Linked DNA regions of Homo sapiens: region 1 is linked to region 2. A link is an interaction called in ENCODE POLR2A ChIA-PET data of the cell type or tissue named here. Cell type or tissue: Panc1. All regions are shown on one strand. Each heading gives the region's core, and the rest is flanking DNA. Links, peaks and the distances in the headings are about the cores only. Region 1 overlaps LOC100507336 (a long non-coding RNA gene). Region 2 overlaps SLC22A23 (solute carrier family 22 member 23).

Region 1 (11,305 bases), core at 2,616-6,615, 350 kb before region 2:
AAAGCTCTTCCTCAGAGTTTTTTTTTTTTCCAAAGGAAAACTGGAAACCATGTTTTTCTTGGTCTGTATGTCCTCAAAGGACCGACATAACTGACACAGCATGAGGGGCAGCTGCCAAAGGCACAGTATTGGCACCAGTGGAGGATGTCCAGGTTCTTGGCATCTTGAACAAAGAATAGGACAAAATGTGCAAACAAAGCAAGGAAGGAATGAATGGATTTATTGAAAATGAAAGTACACGCCACAGTGTTGGAGCAGTCCTGAGCATAGGGGCTCAAAGGCCCGTTCCAGAATTTTGGGGAGTTTAAATACCCTCTACTTGGAGTATGCCCTATGTAAATGAAGAGCATGAAGTAAAGTTACAAAGTCATCTACGGCGTACGCCCTATGGAGTGGATATTTCCTGTCATAGCTGAAGTGTGAATCGGCCTTATATTCCCTGCCTCCAGACCCTATTTTCCTGCCTCAGTATCACCGAGGCTGAGACTTGGCCTGCATAGCAGAAAACTTCTAAGTAACAATAGCAGAAGCAGGATAGAAATACATTTCTCTCACAAGCAAAAAAAGGCTCACTGATCAGTCATAAGTAGGTCCAAGGTGTGATCAGGGACACATAGTCCTGTCACTTTCCTTTGTCTTTTTCCATCTGTGACTTCTGGACAGAAGCTTTCCTAATGGTCTAAAATGGCTTCTGGAGCACCAGCCATCATATCCGTGTCCCAGAGTGGCAGAAGAGAGGGGAAAAAAATACCTTCTTTAGGCTAAATCAGCTCTCTTAAAGCAATCTTTCTTAGCATAAGAAAGACTAGCAAATGGGGTCTTTTAGCTGGGTGTGCTGCCATTCTGAAGAAAACCAGTGTTCTGACACTAAGAAAGGGAAGCTTCTCCCATGACACCACGCCCCATTTAATACTGGAGATCATTTCTGATGCATCTCACTACTTCCATTGTGCCTAGCACACCACCTGGCCAGAAATGGAGCTGGTTTGTGTTTGTCAAATGTTAATGAAAGCTACCCTCAAACAGCTACTTTCAGCTGTCTAGGACATTGATGGCTCATTTTGCAAGACACCTGCTGGTGCTGGGGATAGATAAACCAGGCTATTGCAGTGGACTCTAAAATGTGATACTACATACTTGGGCCACCCCTAGAGCTGTTCATGTGGTCATATCTCACTTTTTTTCCCCCAGTTCTTTAAGAGATTTTCTTTTTTTGGTTATCTTATTCTTCTTTGGTTTACAGAAGTAATATACAAAAATTCATTGCAAACGAGTTTCAAGCATTTCAGGACAGATAACATAGGACGTGAGAGTCCTAATGATTGCATCTTCTAGAAACACCACTGCAGGGCCAGTTGCAGTGGCTCACCCCTGTAATCCCAGCACTTTGGGAGGCCAAGGTGGGCAGATCATGGGGTCAGGAGATCGAGACCATCCTGGCTAAAATGGTGAAACCCTGTCTCTACTAAAAATACAAAAAATTAGCCAGGCGTGGTGGCGGGCGCCTGTAATCCCAGCTACTCAGGAGTCTAAGGCAGGAGAATCACTTGAACCTGGGAGGTGGAGGTTTCAGTGAGCTGAGATCACACCACTGCACTCCAGCCTGGGTGACAGAGTGAGACTCCGTCTCAAAAAAAAAAAAAAAAAAAAAAAAGAAAAAGAAAAAGAAACACCACTGCTACCAGCTCAGTGTTTGTTTTTCTTTTTGGAGATAGATATATAGAATTACAGGGAGCCATACTTGCCTTTTCACTTAGTAACATATGTTGGAAAGTTTTTGATATGTCTCTACATTGATCTTTATTATTTATTCCATTATTTTCAACTTTTTGTGACATTAGAATGTTTATCAAAGTAACACACTATTTAAAAATAATATCAGGCCAGGTGCGGTGGCTCACGCCTGTAATCCCAGCACTTTGGGAGGCTGAGGCGGGTGGATCATCTGAGGTCAGGAGTTCAAGACCAGCCTGGCCAACATGATGAAACCTCGTCTCTACTAAAAATACAAAAGTTAGCTAGGCGTGATGGCAGGCACCTGTAATCCCAGCTACTTGGGAGGCTGAGGCAGGAGAATCACTTGAACCCGGGAGGCGGAGGTTGCAGTGAGCAGAGATCACACCACTGCACTCCAGCCTGGGTGACAGAGTGAGACTTTGTCTCAAAAAAACAATTAAATAAAAATGATACCAATCAGTTTATGTTTCTTCTTCACTCATCCCCACTTTCCAAACCTGCTCAAACACATATTAACTTCTTTATCATTTTATTTTGCTAATTACCTTCATGTTTCTAAATAAATGTTTTTTCTTCTATTTGTTGATTCATCAACATTAAACATATTCTGTTTATTTTGTGTTATCCTAGATGGTTATTTAATTCTCTTATGCCTGCCTCTCCTTAGGTCCCCAAATAGTTAGATCAGCATGTTTTAAAAACAAGTTAATACTTAGGATTTTTTTACTACATAGTCCACTGTTGAGACAAGTATTGTATTAAGGTGATATTTCATTTCTTGTACAACTTCGATTTTCCCAGAGTTTTTTTTTTTCACTTGCATTGTTTTCCATGAGACTATTCTCAAAATTTGCAAACGGCTCCAACAGATGTTGATCAGTAATTTTTACACAAGTGCTCCCTTACATCACATAGTCCACTCTTTTACTCAGTCATTTGTTTGCTGATTTATTTAGCAAACGTTCAAGATGCCTGAGTTTCTCCCTCTTTTTCACTTTTGTCTTCTAGTAATTCTTTTGAAGCGTGCACATCTGGGGGCCACCAGCCCCACAGACTGGCCACAGACTCTATTTGCCACATTCCCTGAAGGCGGGAGTGGCCGGGGTCAGTGGAGAGGCCAGGCTTGAGGGGAGGTGTGGGTTGGGCATGGTCTCTGAACTGCCTGGACTCCTCTGTAAGGACAGTTTTGTGGGCTCTCTTCATGGGCACCTCGTGCACTGTTGGTGAATTTCTGGGGGAAGGCATCATCCGCCCTGTGGCTGTTGAGAGCGGAACTGGCTTCTCTTCGGTCTTTCAGTTGTTCTCTGTAATTCAAGGCCGGCTTCTTGGATGGATGACCTGCGCAGTCACAAGAGACCCCACACCCGGAAGAGCCCTGTGCTCGGTTTAAGGCTCTGTCGTTGCTGTCTTGAAATCTTCCTAACCGCGTCTCTGAGATTTTTGTAAGCCTGGTGGGACAGTACAGCAGCACCTGAGCGATACGCACGTCCCCGGCCCCGGCCACCCACTTCGCACATGGCGCTCGGGATGCCCTTATGAGCACAGAATTCTGGTGGACCCGGGAAGCACAGGACTCCAGGAAGCCTGAGCAGGTGCAAGGTAAAAACACATCCCATCCGAGACTCAGTACGTCGGGCACTGACAGCCCCCAAATTCTAGACTCTCCCCCTTGAAGCAGGACTTGCTTGCAGAAAGAAGGTAGAGCTGTTCTAAGAAACACAAACAGCCAGGGAAACCTGCCACATTCCTTCTTTTTTTTTTTTTTTTTTTTTTTTTTTTTTTTTTTTTTTTGAGATGGAGTCTCGCTCTGTCACCCAGGCTGGAGTGCGGTGGCGCGATCTCGGCTCACTGCAAGCTCCACCTCCCAGATTCACGCCATTCTCCTGCCTCAGCCTCCGGAGCAGCTGGGACTACGGGCGCCCGCCACCACGCCTGGCTAATTTTTTTTGTATTCTTAGTAGAGACGGGGTTTCACCGTGTCCGCCAGGATGGTCTCGATCTCCTGACCTCGTGATCCGCCCGCCTCGGCCTCCCAAATTGCTGGGATTACAGGCGTGAGCCACCGCGCCCGGCCACCTTCTTGTATTAACCAATCACTTATGCTGAAAAATGTCATAGAAGGAAAGGGGAAAAACAAGACAACTGTGGTTCCTTCTCCTTTCGGTGTTTCCTTTCCCCACGAGTAAGCCCAAGGCACAGGGTGTTGGCAGAATGTGCACGTGTCAAGAAGCGAAATAAAAACAGCTGAGCGTGGTGGCTCATGCCTGTAATCTCCACTTTGGGAGGTTGAGGCAGGCGGATCACGAGGTCAGGAGTTCAAGATCAGCCTGGCCAGCATGGTGAAACCCTGTCTCTACTAAAAATACAAAAAATTAGCTGGGCATGGTGGCACACGCCTGTAATCCCAGCAAATCTGGAGGCTGAGGCATAAGAATCGCTTGAACCCAGGAGGCAGAGGTTACAGTGAGCAGAGATTGCACCACTGCACTCCAGCCTGGGTGACAGAGCAAGACTCTGTCTCAAAAGACAAACAAACAAACCAACCAACAAACAAAAAACAGCTGAGTGCAGTGTTTCTGTTGTCTGGCAAACATGGAATACCCACACACACAAGTATTAGCTACAAAATAGGGAGTATGTCCTTTCAATGATTCCTCAGACAAGTTAAATGCTTTCATATATGCATTTAAAACTGCCAAGGCACATTGTAAAGATGGACAGAAAAAAAATCATGCTAATGATTTAAATTTTTAACTTTTATTTACCTAGAAGAAGTTTAAAGAACAAACAAAAAGCACCGAGTCAGGTCAGCAGAAAGACCACAGGAAAGAGGAATAAATTTTATATTTTAGTGCTTTTAATGTCACTCTTTTTTTTTCTCTGCTCTTTTGATAAGGGGCCCCACATTTTTAATTTGTACCAGGCTCCAGAAATGATGTAGCTTTCCCAAATCTTTCTTTTGATTCAACTGGGAGGAATTGTTTAGGTTACATGTGTCTATCCAGGTGCTGAGGCAATAAGGTTTTAAGGAAAGTTTTGATCAGAATCGTTGTCTCTGAGGAATTAATAATATGACTGGAGACGCTGGATTTATACACAGACTAGACAAATCCAAGACTGCATAAAATCTAAAGTAAGCTGAGGATGCCCATAAGTAACAGAATAGAGAAGAGAGAGAAGTATTGCTTGCTTAAAAACAGCCACCATGAATGAAAAACTATTCTGAGATAGGCCTTATGAGAGAGGAGGCAGGAGTATCCCCTAACTCTACTATGTTGGTATTTTCTGAACCCCAAATGGGGATACTGAGGGTGACCCATCACTCAGCAAAGGAACAGAATGTTGAAGCGTTTGGCCATTTTCTGAGTAATGATTCTTTGTTTTCTAGAGCTCCTTCCTTTCTCCACTGCCCATTTCAGATTTGGACCTGGTACTTCTTACTTACAACACCTGCTTGTGTTCCCCGACGCCCACAGGGCTGTGCCTTCCTTCTTCAGAAGTCACAGGGCTGTCTAGCGCCTGAGTCACTGCTGTAATTAGCGACACACACACCAGCCGGTCCCTTTGCCTGGTTGGGAAAGGGACAGCTTTTTGGCAAGAAAAGATCACCCAGAACACCCAGAACTAAATATTCTCTGGTTCCTATTAGCCCTGGGCTTCTTACAGCACTAATTAAACCACTGTTTTGTCTTCTTAGCCATTAATATGCTGAGATCACAGCCCCCGGGTTGGGGGAGGAAGGATAGTGCAGAAAAAAACGGTAATTCCCTCCCTCAATCAATAGGTGCCTGTACGAGGAGGCAGAGCCCAGGGCACACATGCACACACACAACAGCCAGATTTCTGCTCTCAAAGGCAGCGGATTTCAGGGGCATAGCCAAGGGATTTTGCAAAAAAAAAAAAAAAAGCAAAAAAACAAGAAAAACTCCATGGTGCTATTTTGTGGAGAAGTGACCCTCTCTGTTTCCACCGTTTAAATCCTGCTCCACCATCACATTGCAGAGCCCACTCTTTCACTCAATCATTTATTTGCTTATTGATTTATTTAGCAAACATGCAAGATGCCTGAGTTTCTCTTTTTCACTTTTGTCTTCTAGTAATTCTTTTGAAGCATGCACATCTGGAGGTCACCAGTCCCCACAGGCGGGCCATAGACTCTATTACCACATTCCCTGAAGGTCGGGATGGCCTAGGTCCGTGAAGAGGCCAGGCTTGCAGGGAGGTGTGGGGTGGGCATGGTCTCTGAACTGCTGCGACTGCTTCGTAAGGGCAGTTTTGTGGGCTTTTGAAGGCAGTGGATTTCAGGAGCATGGCCAAAGGAATCTGCAAAAAAAGCAAGAAAAATCCATGGGTGCCATTTTGTGAAGTGACCCTGGCTGCTTCCACCGTTTAAATTCTGCTACCGTGGGGGAGTATCAAACCATTCACTGCAGAGATGTGACTGGTGTATTACCTACCACCAGGGAGGGAGTGGCACCCAATGTTGGATGCATATCTCCTTACCATCCCTGTAACGCCATCCCTTTCTGTCTAAAAAAACATATTCACATACGTGTGAGTGGAAGCAGTGTTATTGTAGGAATTGCCCTGGAAACTGCTCTAATGTATTATTCTTTTAAGTAACATTTTGATAATAGTTGTTAATATTATTAGTTACTGTTATTCTAACTGTCCAACCCCATGGAACACCCTGGGGTCACACTCCAGGCAGAGGATGGTGAGTGCAGTTCATGCTTAGGGGCCCTCATTCTCCAGTGGAACCAGAGAAATGAGATTTTTCACCTGCAGCAAAAAGGAAATAGGGTCAGGACATAAACCAATTTTTCTGAAAATCTTTCTTTCAATTAATAAATACTAGTAATAAACATCCAAGAAAAAGGTTTGAAGTTCACAGAAAAGAATGCTGCTGCAAACAAAATTCTAAAATACCCATAATCTCACTACTCAGAAATACTTACCATTATCATTTTACCCTAGACTTTATTATACAAATTTTAAACATCCCCAAAAGGTTGAAAAATAATGTGACAAACATTGATATTTCTACCCCATGGATTCAATGATTGTTAACAATTTGCCTTATTTCTTTATCTTGCTTGACAATTTTCATTTTAGTTTATGATCTCTTATATTTTTTCTTTGCATATAAATCCTTCCCTCCCCATCAAATTGAGTTTGTAAGTGCCTGCTGGGGTTTTGAACTTGTAGTTGAAATACACACAACATCAACTTTCCTATCTTCATTTTTTTTGAGATGAAGTCTCACTCTGTCTCCCAGGCTAGAGTGCAGTGGTGCAATCTCCGCTCACTGCAAGCTCCACCTCCTAGGTTCACGCCATTCTCCTGCCTCAACCTCCCGAGTAGCTGGGACTACAGGCGCACGCCACCATGCCCTGCTAATTTTTTGTATTTTTTAGCAGAGATGGGGTTTCACCGTGTTAGCCAGGATGGTCTCGATCTCCTGACCTCATGATCTGCCCGCCTTGGCCTCCCGAAGTGCTGGGATCCTGTCTTCATTTTTTTCAGTGTATGCTTGAGTGGTAAGAACGCTCACGTTGTTGTGCAGCCATCACCATTTCCATCTCCAGAACGCTTTTCACCGTGCAAAAATGAAACTTCATACCCAGTAAACAGTAACGCCTCATTCTTCCTCCCTCCTCCTAGCTTCGAATAACTCCCCCCTTCTACTTTCCATCTCTATGAATATGACCACGCTAGGAACCTCATTTGAGTGGAATCACCCAGTATTTATCTTTTTGTATCTGGGTTATTTCTCTTAGCGTAATATCCTCCAGGCTCACATGGTTGTTGCAAATGACGGGATTTCTTTCCTTTCTAAGGCAGAGTGACATTCTACTGTATGTGTATGCCCATTTTGTGTATCCATTCATCTTTTGATGAACACTTGAGTTGCTTCCACCTTTTGGCTATTGTGAATAATACCGCTAAGAACATGGTATACAAATATGTCAAGACTCTCCCTTCAGTTCTTGTAGGTATATGTCCAGAAGTGGCATTGATGGAACATATGGTAATTTCATGTTGAATTTTCTGAGGAATGCCGTACTATTTTCCACAGTGGCTGTATCATATTACATTGCCAAGAACAGTGCACAAGGGTTTCAGTTTCTCCACATTCTTGCCAACAGTTAATACCTGTTTTTCTTATGGTAGCCACACTAATGGCTTTGAAGTGGTATTTCATGGTGGTTTTGATTTGCATTTCCCCAATGATTAGTGACGTTGAGCATCTTTTCATTGTTTGTAAGCCGTTTGTATATCTTCTTTAGAGAAATGTCTATTCAAGTCATTTGCCCATTTTATATTTATTTATTATTTTCTTACATGTCTTTAATGTTTTAAAAAGTTGTATTCATTTATGGTGTACAACATATTTTGATATATGTATATATTATGGAATGACTAAATCAATCTAATTAACATATCCATGGCTTCAAATACTTTTTTTTTGTGGTGAGAACATATAAAACCTACTGACTTAGCAATTTTCAAATGTATGGTACCTTATTGTTATCTGTAGTCACCATGTTGTACAATAGATCTCCAGAACTCATTCCTTCTACCTAACTGAAACTTTGTACACTTTGACCTATATCTCCCTATCCCCTTCACCCCCACCTCTGGTAAACACTATTCTAATCTCTACATCTATGAGTTCAACTTTTTTAATTCCACAGATAAGTGAGATCACACAGTATTTGTCTTTCTGTGCCTGGCATATTTCACTTAGCATAATGTCCTCCAGGTTCATCCATGTTGTTGCAAATGGCCGTATCTTCTTTTTTTTAAAGGCTGAATACAATATTCCATTGTATGCATATATACAACAATTTCTGTGTCCATTCATCTATCAGTGGACACATATCTTGGCTATTGTATATAATGCTGCATTGAACATAGAAGCACAGATGTTTGCATAAGATGCTGATTGTATTTGTTTTGGGTGTATACCCAATAGAGGGATTGCTGGGTCGTACGGTAATTCTATTTTTAATTTTTGGAGGTTCCTCCAAACTATATGTATGAATTTACATTCTCACCAACAGTGTACAAGGGTTCCCTTTCCTCCACATCCTCACCAATCCTTGTTATCTCTTATCTTTTTGATATTAGCCATCCTCACAGGTGTGAGGCATTTATTGTGGTTTTGATTTTTGTTTCCCTGATGATTAGTGATGTTGAGCACTTTTTTCATATACCTGCTGACCATTTGAATACCTTCTTTGGAAAATTGTCTATTCAGGTCTTTTCCCCAGTAGAACTATTTCCTTTTCGAAGTGTTTGTGGTTAGTGTATATACGTGCACCTGATTTTTGTGTGTTAATTTTGTATTCTGCAACTTTGGTAAATTCATTTATTAGTTTTAACAGGTTTTCAAAAATAAACTCTTTAGGGTTTTCCACATATAAAATTATGTCATCTGCAAACTGAGATACTTTTACTTCTTCCTTTCTAATTTGGATGCTTTTTATTATTTTTTTTCTTGCATAATTGCACCAGCTAGGACTCCTAGTACTATGTCAAATAGAAGTGACAAAAGTAGGCATCCTTGTCTTGTTACTGATCTTGGAGGAAAAGCTTCCAGTCTTTCACCACTGAGCATGATGTTAGCTGTGGGCTTTTCATACATGACTTTTATAATGTTGAAGCATCTGAGCCTACTGTTTTTGAAATCTTCTTTTTCAACTTAATGTGTCATCTACGTGTCCATGTCATTATTACTCTAAAATATAATATTAAAGGATGTATTTAATAAGTTTTGATTAAACAAAGTGTTCTAGTTGTAGAAAACCCAGAAAACACTGCTATGTAAAAGATTTTCAAAAATCACTCATGCTTCTTTCTGTGGAGGCCCCTGTGTGTATTCTGAAAACCATTTGTTCTTATGTGTTTATTTTTAAGTTAAACAACTTTTATTGAAGTGTAACATATATCAAGAAAAGCACACAGGCCAGTCGCGGTGGCTCATGCCTGTAATCCCAGCACTTTGGGAGGCTGAGGCAGATGGATCACTTGACGCCAGGAATTCAAGACCAGCCTGGCCAACATGGTGAAACCCTGTCTCTACTGAAAATACAAAAATTAGCCATGCATGATGGCATGCGCCTGTAATCCAGCCACTCGGGAGGCTGAGGCAGGAGAATTGCTTAAGCCCGGGAGGCAGAGTTTGCAGTGAGCCAAGATCATGCCACTGCACTCCAGCCTGGGCAACAGAGCAAGACTCCATCTCAAAAAAAAAAAAAAAAAAAAAGAAAAGAAAAGAAAAGGCAAAAGCAAAAAAAAAGGAAAGCACACAAATGGTAAGTACACAGCTCCATGAATTTTTGCAAAGTGAACACAGCAATAAAATCCCACACAGATGAGAAATAGAGCCTGGCCCGCATGCACCACAGAAGTGCTTTCCTCGCCCTCTCACTCACCACCCCTGACAAGGATGACATTTTTCTGACTTCTAGCATCACAGATGAGTTTGTCTGATCTTGCATGTTATATAAGTAGAATCGGACTGGCTGTGTTTTTGATGTCTGGCTTCTTTTGCTCAGCCTCATACTTGTGAGATTAATCTATTTTTTGCTTATAGAAGTTCATTTTTATTGCCATAGAGTATTCCTTAATAGGAATATATGAACAATGTATTTGTGTGCATTCTATACTTGATGGACATTTGAGCTCTTTCCTTTCTGGGGCTATTACAAACAGTCTGACCATAATCATTCTTGTATATGTCTTTTGGAGCACATAGCTAGGCATTTTGTTGAAGATATACTTAGAACATTCTGTTTTAGTAGTTGCCATAGAGTTTTCTAAAATGGTTGGCCAAACTCTACTCCCAACAGCAATGTTTCATCATTCAGTAGTTCCATTTTCTTGCCAAAACACAGTATTTTCAGTTCTTGTTGCTTTAACCATCCTGGCAGGTATGTAGTAGTATTTATTTATGGTATTAACTTGCATTTTTGCCTTTTTTTATGTTTATTGGCCACTTGGAGAGCCTCTTTTGTGAAATACCTATTAGAATCTCTTGCCCATCTTTTAAAATATTGGACTGTCTTTTCTCAGCTCTTTGAAGTGCTTTTTAAAATGTATTCTGGTTTCGAGTCATTTGTCTTACATATGTTTTGAACATATTCTTCCATTCTATGACTTGCCTTCTCACTCTTCTAAATGGTGTCATTTGATGAACAAGAGTTAACTTTAATACAGTCTAAATGATCATTACAAGAGTTAACTTTAGTGGAGTCCAATTGATCATTTCCTTTATGTGTCCTGTTTTAGAAACATTTCCTATTTTAAGATCATGACAATATTCTTCTGCGCTGTCTTCCAGAAACTGTATTGTTTTGCTTTTCATCATTTAAGCCTTTGGTCCAGCTAGGATTGGTTTGTGTGTATGGTGTGAGGTAGGGGGTGGTCAAGATGTTATTTCTCCATATGTTTATCTAATTCACTCAGCTATCTCTCCCCAACAGCTCTGTGGTGCCTCCTTTGTCTAAATCCAGTATATGTGTATATGTACACAGCTACTTTCTGGACTTTCTGTTCTCTT
Region 2 (11,305 bases), core at 2,599-6,598:
GCTGTCATATTACCGTATTTATATATATTCATATATTGTTTCTTAGATAAGCAAAAATTCTCATAGAAATCACAAAATATTTAGAATCAAATCACAAATGTATCTCAAATGATAATATCTAGATGAATTTTGAAGTCTTAAGTACACTTATGAGAAAATTAATAATAATGACCTCTATGTCTATCCTGAGAAATTAGAAAAAGATACTAAACCCAAACGCATCAGAAAGATGGAAATACTATAGATCAGAACTTAAACTATGGGGGGTGGCATTTGTGTTAGGTTGTTTTATTATAAAGAAAAGATCTGATTTTTAAAATACAGCAAAATGTGAATATATATAATATTAATGTCATGTATCTGTTTCTATTTCCTTGGATTATGTTATTCAAAATTAATTTTGTATAGCTAGAGGCCAGGAAAACAAACATTAACTTTGAGTATTTAAAAAAAATCAGTGCCTGCAAATGTATTTGGGACTTCCATGTGAGATGACCAGAGACCTTCTGTCCATTCCACACGGCCCTCCTGCATTCCACACACCTGCTCAGCAGGACAGCTTTTAGCTCTTCAAGAAGCTCCCAAGTCTTCCAGAGTGAGTTATCATTCAGATCAGACCATCCCAAAGGTACCACCGAATTCAGTGGGAACAACTTCATCATGTAAAACACAGTCACAAGCAAATAGAAATTTGGACTTTTTTCAAATAGGTATGAAGGAGGCAGTAATTATTAGATATCGATAGTGATGTGACTTTGAAATAAAAATTTTCTGCTTCTCACAGTCTGTTCCTGCTGCTACAACAAAATACCTTACCCTGGATGATTTATAAACAACAGAAATTTATTGCTCACAGTTCTGGAGGCTGAGAGGTCCAGGATTAAGGCACCAGCAGATTCTGTGTCTGGCAAGCGTGTGTTGCTCATAGATGGAGCCTTCTGTGTCCTCACATGAGGGAAGGGGCAAGGCACCTCTCTTCAGCCTCCCGTTCTCATGACTTAATCACCCCTAAAGGCCCTATCTCTTAATACTATCACATTGGGGTTTAGTTTCCAACATATGAATTTGGGCCAGGGTGAGGGAAACACCATTAATACTTTTTCTAGCTGCTAGATTCATTTTAAAACTCTCCTGAGTCCGGGCACGGTGGCTCATGCCTGTAATCCCAGCATTTTGGGAGGCCGAGGCAGGCGGATCACGAGGTCAGGCGTTCGAGACCAGCCTGACCAACATGGTGAAACCCCATCTGTACTAAAAATACAAAAATTAGCCAAGCATGGTGGTACATTCCTGTAATCCCAGCTACTAGGGAGGCTGAGGCAGGAGAATCGCTTGAACCCAGCAGGTGGAGGTTGCAGTGAGCTGAGATCACACCACTGCACTCCAGCCTGGGTGACAGAGCAAGACTCCATCTCAAAAAAAAAAAAAAAAAAAAAAAAAAAAAAGTCTATCCTGAGCTTGCAAAGCAGGTGTTCGGTACTTACAATAACTTCTTACCAGCATCAGTCGTGACTTTCCTGATACAATTTAACTAAAATAAAGTGGAGTGATAACTAGAACACTGAGGGCTACAAGAAGCTAGGACTGTCATCTTGAGCTTTGATTTCTACTTTTTGTCTCTCCCAAACAGTCAAGGGTCAGCTGCCTGTTTTGCAATAAAGTATTATTAGCCCATAGCCACACCCACTCCCATACATCCACACTCAGGCCACAAGGCCAAGATGAGGAGAGACCATTTCACCCTCAAAGTCTAAAATATTGATGACTTGGACTTTTGCAGAGATAGCGTGCCAACTCCTGCTCTGCGCAGTCACGGTGTTCTCTTTGAGCAGCTTGTAAATATTGTCATAAATGTAAATTTATAAAATTAATTGATAATAAAACACTAGTTTTTTTGTATTGGGGCTCCTCACAAGATTCCATCTTTTAAAAAAAGAAAAAGATTCTGTCGCTTTGGTAAAACTCGAAAACCACTGCGTTGTGGCATCGTCTGAGGGACAGTGACAGGCGGTTAGCAGTAACGTGGAAATAGCTCTGAAGGAAACCCCGGGACAGTGAGCCTTCAGGTTCCGAAACTGAAAATAACTGCAGGTTGGTCATATTTGGAAGTAATTTTTTAAACGTAAAATCATTCTATTACTATTTATTGTGACAAAATACAACAAAATCAGCAGGCTTCCGTGAATTGTTTCTCCATGCTTTAGAAATCTATGGTTACTTTGAAAGGTATACACTGATTTCTTGACACAGCTGGTAGAATGTTGTTCATATCCGCTACTCTGTTACATTTGTTAAATTATTTTTTTATTTTTGTAATTGACACATAGTAATCGTACATATTTATGGGGTACACAGTGATGGTGCAGTACATAGAATGTAAAATGATCAGATCAGGGTAATTAGCATGCCCATCATCGCAAATATCACTTTTTTGTGTGTTGGGAACATTTTTTTTTTTTTTTTTTGAGACGGAGTCTCGCTCTGTCGCCCAGGCCGGACTGCGGACTGCAGTGGCGCAATCTCGGCTCACTGCAAGCTCCGCTTCCCGGGTTCACACCATTCTCCTGCCTCAGCCTCCCGAGTAGCTGGGACTACAGGCGCCCGCCACTGCGCCCGGCTAATTTTTTGTATTTTTAGTAGAGACGGGGTTTCACCTTGTTAGCCAGGATGGTCTCGATCTCCTGACCTCATGATCCACCCGCCTCGGCCTCCCAAAGTGCTGGGATTACAGGCGTGAGCCACCGCGCCCGGCCGGGAACATTTAACATCCTCCTCCTAGCTATGTGAAACTGTATATTATTAGTAGCTATGGTCATCCTACAGTGGCGTAGAACATTAGAACTTGTTCCTCCTACCTAGCTATAATTTTGTATCCTTCAACCAACCTCTCCCTATCCCCAGTTTCCCCCCACCCTTCCCAGCCTCTAGTATCCTCTGTTCTTCTTTTTACTTCTATGAGATCACTTTTTTTTTAAGCTTCCATACGTGGGTGAGAACATGTGGTTAACTTTTGTTAAGCATTTTTAAGGTCTTGATTTTTACTCTTTGGAAAAGAAAACTGGGAACGTTTCAGTGCCCACAGTTTTATCTCCCCTGATTGGGCTGATGCGTGTCTGGAGACTGACCGCCACCTGCCTGGGAAGCTCCCGGGCCACACCTAAGCCACACTTCCCGGTGCCGTGCAGAATCGGAAGACATTCACTGATCCCCTTTGTGTCTTTAAAGGATATTCCCCGAGTCCCTCCGGTGGCTAATGGCCACCCAGCAGTTTGAGTCTGCAAAGAGGCTGATCCTCCACTTCACACAGAAGAATCGCATGAACCCTGAGGGCGACATCAAGGGTGTGATACCAGGTGAGCACACCGCGGGCTGGCAGGGCTCAGAGAGGCTCCACGGGGCAGGTCCCTGACACCTGGGCTGGTTTTGTTGCACAAACAGCTGTTTTAACCAGCTGTGCAATTCTCCTGTGACCTTTTGGCCTGCACAAGGGCAATGTGGCAACCTTGACATTCTCTCCATTTTCTAGGTGTTGGTTTCTTTCATGATCAAGTCCAGCACACTCTGGATCTGCTCATCTCCTGTCTAAATGCAGAAGCGAGCCATGAGCCCAATATACACTGCTCAAGGGAATATCTGGCTGTCTGGCCCATAGCCTACCTGCCTGCCAGGTCTAAACACTGCCAGAGCGCTGGCTCAGGGTGTAGATGGCCCCTGTGACCTCAGCTTTCCTGAGCATGACCTTCAGAGAGCCACCATTGTCTTTACCTGGCCATGACCTATTTGTTGGGCAGCTGAAGACAGGAAAGGTGAAGTGTTTTTGGATAGTCGTTCAGATCCATAGAATTCCTGCGTGTCAGGAGCGTTACCACAGCTAGGTGGGGGTTCTCAACCTGGGGATCCACGTATCACCAGGAGGTTGTTAAAATCCAGATTCCTGGGCCTCTCCCTGGCACCTGGAGATCCTGACCTGTTAGATTTGGGATAAGCCCTGAGAACTTGCATTTCTAATAAGCACTAGAAGAGATTCTGATGCAAGTGGTATACAGATTTCCGTTTGAAGATCACTGGTGGTCTCGGCCCAAGCTCTGACTCACTGCCCTCACTGAAGACCTGGGATAAATTGTTGCTATAAAATTCCCTGGGAAAATAACCTCCAGGCCATCGTCCAAGAGAGAATATGCTCATTTTCCCCCCTGACCAGAAATGCTTGTGATCATGATTCATTCAGTAAACCAACACGTGTTTACTAGATGCCTGCTGTGTTTCAGGCGCTATTCTAGAGCAGAGAAGACACAGGCAAAGCCTTGCTCTCACGTAACTTGCAGGCAGGTGGGGCACACAGACAGGGAAGTTACACGTGCATACGTCAGGAGGGATGAAACAGCAGGGCTGTGGGATAGAGGGTGGCAGGGAGGGACTACAGTCAGAGTGGCTGCGGAAGCTTTGCTCCAGGGGCACAGGTGCAGGGGCCTGAGTGAGGTGGGAGAATGTGCCCTGCAGGTATCCATTTACGATGGGAAGGGATGCACGGGAACCCCAAATCAGAGAAGCCCTTGGTACCTGGACAGGCCTCTCGTTAGACTCCCAGTTCAGAAGATCGGGGACACTAGGTCACTAGAAGCTCCTTGGTGCTGCCGTAGCTCAGCCAGGATGTCACCCTCTGCCTCAACTTGTGCAGGGCCGTGAGAGTCAGGTCACCCAGGCTGGACCACGTGCTGGGTGGGGTGGGGCCTACCCAGGGACGCCTGAAGCTTTTGCTTCGCTGGACAGAAGAAGGACATGAGCCAGGTCTGGTTGACATGAAGGGTGCTGAGTGCTGGTGCATCTGTGGTCCCTTTTTATCCAGGGACAGTGACGAGAAACACGATGACACTCACATGGCACTCACATTTCAGCTCCTTTTCTAAGTGATTTGCAAATATTAATTCATATTTAATATTTAGCCCCCAAGTGCTTCACGTGTATTATTTCTCCATGACAGCCTATGAGAGAGGCACTATAATTAGCCCCGTTTGCCGATGAGGAAACGGGAGCACAGAGAGGCTAAGCAGCTTCCAGAGGTCACACAGCTGCTAAGAAGTTGAGCGAGGACTTGTCCAGCAGGGGTGCAAAGTCCAGCAGGGGTGGCTTTGCCACGCTGCTCTAACATGAGGGAGAGCTCTGGATAGATACAAACTTCCCTGCGCTGAGTAGTGAGTACTCAATCCAGGTTTCTCCAGCGGGGCCATGCTTGCTCGTTTTGGACGGTCCAGATGGCTTTCCCAGATTTCCCCAGACCTCACTCGTTAGCAGGTTAATGCTCTTAGGCTTACAGTACAATTTGTTTGTGGCATTTCCCTAATTAAGTCATCACACTCTGCTTCTTTCACGTTAAAATATTGTCTGGGAATAGCTTGTTTTCTCAAATCCTAATTACACTGATTCATTTCCCTCCTATATTTGGAAAGTGGTATTAGATCCTTTTTAAAAATTTATTTCTTTGCTTATGAGTTTTGCTGGTGCTTATTTCCTTTCCAGAGTCCCAGGCAGGAGGCTGGGTGAGAGGCAGTTGGTGACATGTGACTTAACAAAGAGGATAGAGGCTTCACCTCCTTGGGGAGCGGTCCTCAGGTGGTGGCTCTGCCCCGCAGCCCTTCACAGTGGACTCTGCTCTCTTCCACCCCCAGCTGTCAGATGTGTTGATGGCAGCACGATTGGCAGGGCTGCTGAGTGTGGGGGAAGGCAGCGTGTCTTTCAGTTGCTACATCTCCCACTTCCAGCTTCCTCTGCCCAGGCTCAGTTTTCTGCATGGAATCTTCCTCCCATCACCCCATCTAATCCCACAGCCAACACCTGCTCCGAGCCTCGTGTCTGTCACCCTCTCGCGCCCTGGCCGGCTGGCTGGGCTCCCAGCTTTGTTCCATCCTCCCTGCCACCAGGTCACACATGATCTGATCACATCACCACCGGCTTCAAGCCTCTCCAGTGCCTCCCAGTGCCTTTCGGGTAGACCCCAGGTCCTCCAGGCCACTGCAGAGGCTCTGATCTCTGCCTCCCACCACCTCACACCCTGGCCTTCGTTTGGCTCCCAGGACACACCACCGTCTCCCTCTCCACAGGTCCCTCCCGGTGCACACTCCCTGTCCTCTCAGCTCCCCACTCTTGCCTTGCCCAGCTCCTCAGAGACCAAGTCAGCCCCCAGTTATTCACTGTTACAACTTCAGCACTTCTCCCCGCTTCCCCTCATCCCAGCTACGACGAGTAATTGCAGGGTTCCTTATTACTGCCTGTCACCCCTGCAGAGCGGCAAGGCCAGGCAAGGCAGGGCCCGTCTGTAGAGCCAGACACTTCTGTGCCCCCAGCAGCAGCCCAGCCGAAGGCCTGACGCGACGCGTAGCAGGTGTGCCATGAATATTTATGGGCTAAACGAACCCAGGACTCCTATAGGAAGGAAGGGTTAGGATTGCGGTTGCATTGCCACTGGGTAAGTAAGCGTCTCGGGCCTGGCTGGAGGTACGTGTAGGGGTCCAGTGGGGCTGCTCACTGCCCCATCAGTACATCCTAACCTTGGACTTATGCCGGGGGAAAACCTGATGTTCTCAAATTTCTTATTTCCTTTTCTCTTTTAAAGCTGTCCTTGGTTTATCTCCTAGCAAGTGTGAAGTTCTTACTGGCCTGTGCAGCTGAGTTTAGATATGTGGGTGTGTTCCTGAGCATCATTCTCTCAATGTCAGTCCTGCAACCTTCATATCACATAACGTGCCCAACTGCTGAGAGCACTCCTGTGTCATTAGTTCCTGAGGTTTTGAGCGTTTAAAGCAGGAGTAGAAGGCCCGCTGGTTCCCAATGTGGCCGTGTGGCCAGCAGCCTAATGCAAAAACGAGACCCGGGATGAGTGCCACACACGGCACTGTGCCTTCAGTTTCACAGGCTGAGCATCCCTTATCCAGAATGCTCGGGACCAGAAGTGTTTTGGGGATTGGATGTTTTGGGATTTGGGGATATTTGTATGATACTTACTGGTTGAGCTTTCCAAATCCAAAAATCCCAAATCTGAATGCTCCAGTGAGCATTTCCTTTGAGAATCATGTGGGTGCTCAAAAGATTCTCAATTTTAGAGCATTTCAGGCTTCAGATTTTGTAGAATCTCAAATGGTAGTAATGTAACTCAATGTAGAATGTCGAATGCTCAAATGGTAGTAAGATAAGCAAAAAGTCACTGGACAGTGACTGCCAGGCATCGGAGGAAGCGCTTCATATGTATCTCATCTGCATCTGAGCTTCATGAGGGAGAGGAGCCATTCTCCCTACTTTACAGGAACAGAACGGGCCCAAAGAGGCTGAGCAGTGGGGAGCAGTAACTCCATGATACCTCTCAGTGTCAGGCTAGCCCCAGGGGAAGGACGGCAAATGCACTCCTGTCTTCTTCCTTGTGGGGAGCCACGTGCAGGGTGCAGGCATCCTCCGTCCTCAGCATCAGTCCTCTCCGGGCAGCCCCACACCTCACCCCGGAGAAGCCAACCTGCCCAGCATTGCCAGGATGCACGGCTGAGTCTGTGTGATCCGAGCGCCCCCATCTTAGCCCCATGTGGGGCTCCCTACTACCCCTAGCAATGACAGAGCTTGGGTTTTGTCCTGGCCTGCCTCACTCTGCCTTAACAATCTGTTCAGATCCTAAGATGACGAGAGGGTGGATATGTCAGGCCACCTCCACGTTCCACGCTAGGTACCTTGCCCAAGTCACACCACCTGTAAGTGATGAAAGCAAGGTATGACCCCAGGCAGGCTGCACAGGGCCCTCACTCCACAGGCGACCGCCACGGCTCACTCAGAGGGCTCAGGTTAGGTGGAGCCTGTGTCTGGGCAGACGAGGACAGAGATGACAGAGGTCGGCAGTGCCCGGTCAGTTGTTGAAAGCTTGGCTAGACATTGAAGATTGTGCTGTCTGAGGTGACTTCGTGATAAGACTCCTGTGGACGCTTATCTTCCACTTGCTTTCAAGCACATTTATTCGAGTGGCCGAGTGGCCCCATTCTAAATCCGTCCCGGAGGGGTGAGGGGCTGTGGGGAAGAGGCAGCAGGTGCTTTTTCTACTTCCCAACACGGGTGTGGGGCTCAGGGCTGCCTCCTTGGAGCGTTTGGTGTGCTTTTTTAATGACTCATGTGGCAGAGATGGCAGCATCCCTTCTTCCCTTTCATTCTCTTTCTCCTCCTCCTGCTCCTTGTCCTCCTCCTTTTTCTTTTCTTGCTTTCCGTCTCTATAACTGATGTTTTTCCAATTTCACCCCTAACGCACTAGCATCGTCCACTAGGATGACAACAAAGCCGGTTTATCTCATACCCCCACGCAAGCCAATTCCAATTCTCCTCTGCGTGTGTTTTCCCTGCTCCTCCTGAGCCTGGTCTTGGGCGAGTGGCCACTGCGTCCTCTGCTGTCCTCGGAGGCCTGGTTTACCTCTCACACCAGATGGCCAAATGTGGAGAGGCCGTGCCCTCCTCCCAGCGGGTCAGCAGGGTCATCAGGGCCTCCTTTCCCTCCCTCTGTTGGTGAAGAGAAGCTGGGAGATGTTGGGCTCACTGAGCACGGGGCGGGAAGACACGTGCTCCCCGAGTGCTCCCAGAGGCCGCGCCGAGTTCTCCCATCCGGCCCTCAAGGCAGCGCTTCATCCTACTTCACAGACGAGCAGCTGGGCTCAGAGCAAGGACAGCGTAGCTTTTCCAAGGAGAGCGTAGCTTTGCCGGAAGTGCAGAAGCTGGGTTCCTGCCCAGGCTCATCGGGCCCCTCACAGCACCCAGACCTCAGCCCCGACCACACGGGGATCCGTGAAAATGTGGAGGCACAGGGGCTGCAGGATGGCCTTGGACATACCTGGCTCATCAAAATTCAGTCGGCTCGACGTGGGTTTTGGTTGGAAAATTTTCTGATGGCTCTAAGTCAAGCAGGCTGATGTGTCCTCCTCCTCCTCTGTCTCGAGGAGAGCATGGGAGCTGGGTGCTCGCAGCAGCAAATCCTAGATGCCAGTGTCCCACAACCTGGCCGGGCTCCCTGTTGCCCATTCATTTCCATGTGTGAGGAGTTTAGAGAAGTCTCTAGATGTCCATCTGATACCTGGACAGACAAAAAGGCCTCTTGGATTCAGCTACCATTGAGGGTGTTAGAACCATCTGAAGTGTCCTATAACATAGAGCGCTGCCTTGAGGGCCGGATGGGAGAACTCGGCACGGCCTCCAGAAGCACTCGAGGATTTGAGGCCCAGAAGAACAGATATAATGCTGCGGAAGCTTCATGCTGTTGTTGACAGGCTGGTGATGTGAGTAACTGGTAGTAAGATAAGCACAAAGTCATTGGACAGTGACTCTGCCAGACATGGGAGGAAGCGCTTCATGTGCTTCCTGAAAACATATCAATAGCCCTGGAAAGGTTAATCTAATTCCACTTAGAAGAATTCAGTTACCTCTGCAGACTACAGTCAATTTTTTAGACTGGGTTCTAGGTTTAATTTTATTTAAAAAGCTCAGGTCATAATGCAGTTGTTATTGCTTCTTTAACATCATACTTAGTAAACAATAACATATCAGGAGTTCAGTTTGGGGTATATACTTTTTAAAACTTTAAACTTATATGGACTTGCTAATGGACATTGAAATTTTCTTCTCGGAAGTCTTCCATGGTGAGAAAACGTAGCTATTACAGTTGGTTTCTGATGAGTTCTATAATAGCAAAGATATTCAGATCATTGGATCCAAGGTTTTCTGTTAACCATGATATTTTCAAGCTCTTTATAAAATTAGTTATTTTAACCATGGAGAAACTGTGCCTGTAGTCAAAGTAGCCCATTTTTGCTGAGGAAAAATAATGGACCTTGGGAGCTGAGAGGGTCCGTGGACCAGCAGCTGAAACGCCGGCCCTGTGGGCTTACACACAGACCTCAATCTTTGCACCCAAGTATGGCAAGGGAGAAAGTTCTGGAAACTCAGTAGACATGAGCTCCCTCAGACAAGTGAAAGGTTTCTCCTTCTCCCTTCTGTGCCCTGGCTGGTGACACTCAGTTCAAAAACAATGTTTGAATAAAAACATCATTGCTTTATTCAAATCCCTACGGTTTAGCAACACATTTTTTCTTCAAACTATAATGAAAGAGCTTTGTGACCCTCCTACCGCTGGATGGCAGGAAGGAGGTGGAAGAGGAGGGTTGAACTTGAGCCATCCAGGGTTCAGAGTGGCCCTCGGAAGCACAGGGCCAGGGTCCTGGAGACACAGCCCCCGAGGGAGCAGAAGGATCCCTCTAGAGGCAACGACAGACCTCCCAGTACTCGACTTCCCAGATTGCGAATGTCTGATACTGTCGTGGTACTGTTGTCGAAACTAAAAGAGTGACATTGGAACACTACCATTCACCAAACCCCAGCCTTTATTTGGTGCCTCCCATCATCGTGCTTTCCATGACGACTCCTCCCACCCGGGATGCCGCCCAGGACTGCGTCTTGTCCTCCCCTCTCCCTAGTCTCCTGGTCTGACAGCTGCTCAGTCTTTCTTGTTTCTGGTGACCTTGACAGTCTTGAAGAGTCCTGGTTCCCCTCCGCTTCGGGAAGTCTCCCTTTTCTTTTTTAGCTCCCCAGTAGGGGATTACTCCATGAAGACATGCCAGGCTAGGAAGGCAGAGAGGCAACAGAAGGCTGAGGTGGCATTCCTGCTCCCAGACGTGCAAGCAGACAGCTCCTGGAGGCCAGCACCCCCACCATTCTGAATCTTCCCTGTAAATTGCCAGATCAACACCAGCACCTCTGCAGACCCCTTGGCCTGGTGAATGTAACACTGTGCGCTGGTGGACTCCCTTCAGAGGGGCTTTCAGAGCCGCTGGAGCCGCACAAGAAACTCAGTCTCATGACTTTATAGTTGCTCACATCCCTTGGAGCCAAAATATTGTCCAGCCCCCAAGGACTTCTGTTAACTAAAACATGCACACGTATATGCATGCGTATGAATGTGTGCATGTATGGTGTATACACATACACGCAGATGTGTTCACTTATGTATTTGGCTTTCAAAGATGCATATGATGTCCTAAGGGCAGTTTCAGCAGAAGTAGCTACAGCCATAGTTCCACCCCACAAGGCTAAGAAGCATATCTGCATGTGGCCTTCCCAGTCTCCGAGCCGGGGGTGACACAGGCAGATGTAGAGTGTACGGAAAAGAACTGCATGTTTAGATTTGCCCAGGGCCTAATGAGTGCCTCAGTAACCTAGAATATCATCGCTGAGCTCTGTACTCAGACAAAAGTGAACTGAGTCGAGACCGTTTGTGTGCACTCTGACTGGTTCCAAA

Evidence for each region. Peaks named below come from ENCODE experiments on the same cell type or tissue, not always from the same donor. Only the 100,000 strongest peaks of a DNase experiment are listed, where the experiment ranks them.
Region 1: POLR2A ChIA-PET joins it to region 2 with 8 read pairs; 3 of 35 experiments call an interaction of 5 or more read pairs at or near these places.

Annotation. Positions count from the first base shown.
Region 1 is chr6:3,638,740-3,650,044 of GRCh38, reverse strand. All of the region lies in intron 2 of LOC100507336 (a long non-coding RNA gene), which reads left to right. Among named protein-coding and RNA genes, the nearest start is that of PXDC1, 110 kb to the left of the region's middle. In Panc1, for the core only: no CTCF peak of the experiment used is centred there; no DNase peak of the experiment used is centred there.
Region 2 is chr6:3,290,139-3,301,443 of GRCh38, reverse strand. SLC22A23 (solute carrier family 22 member 23) reads left to right here. Exons shown (of 10, transcript NM_015482.2): 5 at 3,226-3,353. Among named protein-coding and RNA genes, the nearest start is that of PSMG4, 37 kb to the right of the region's middle. RefSeq lists an enhancer at 4,239-4,739. In Panc1, for the core only: no CTCF peak of the experiment used is centred there; a DNase peak (open chromatin) is centred at 4,203.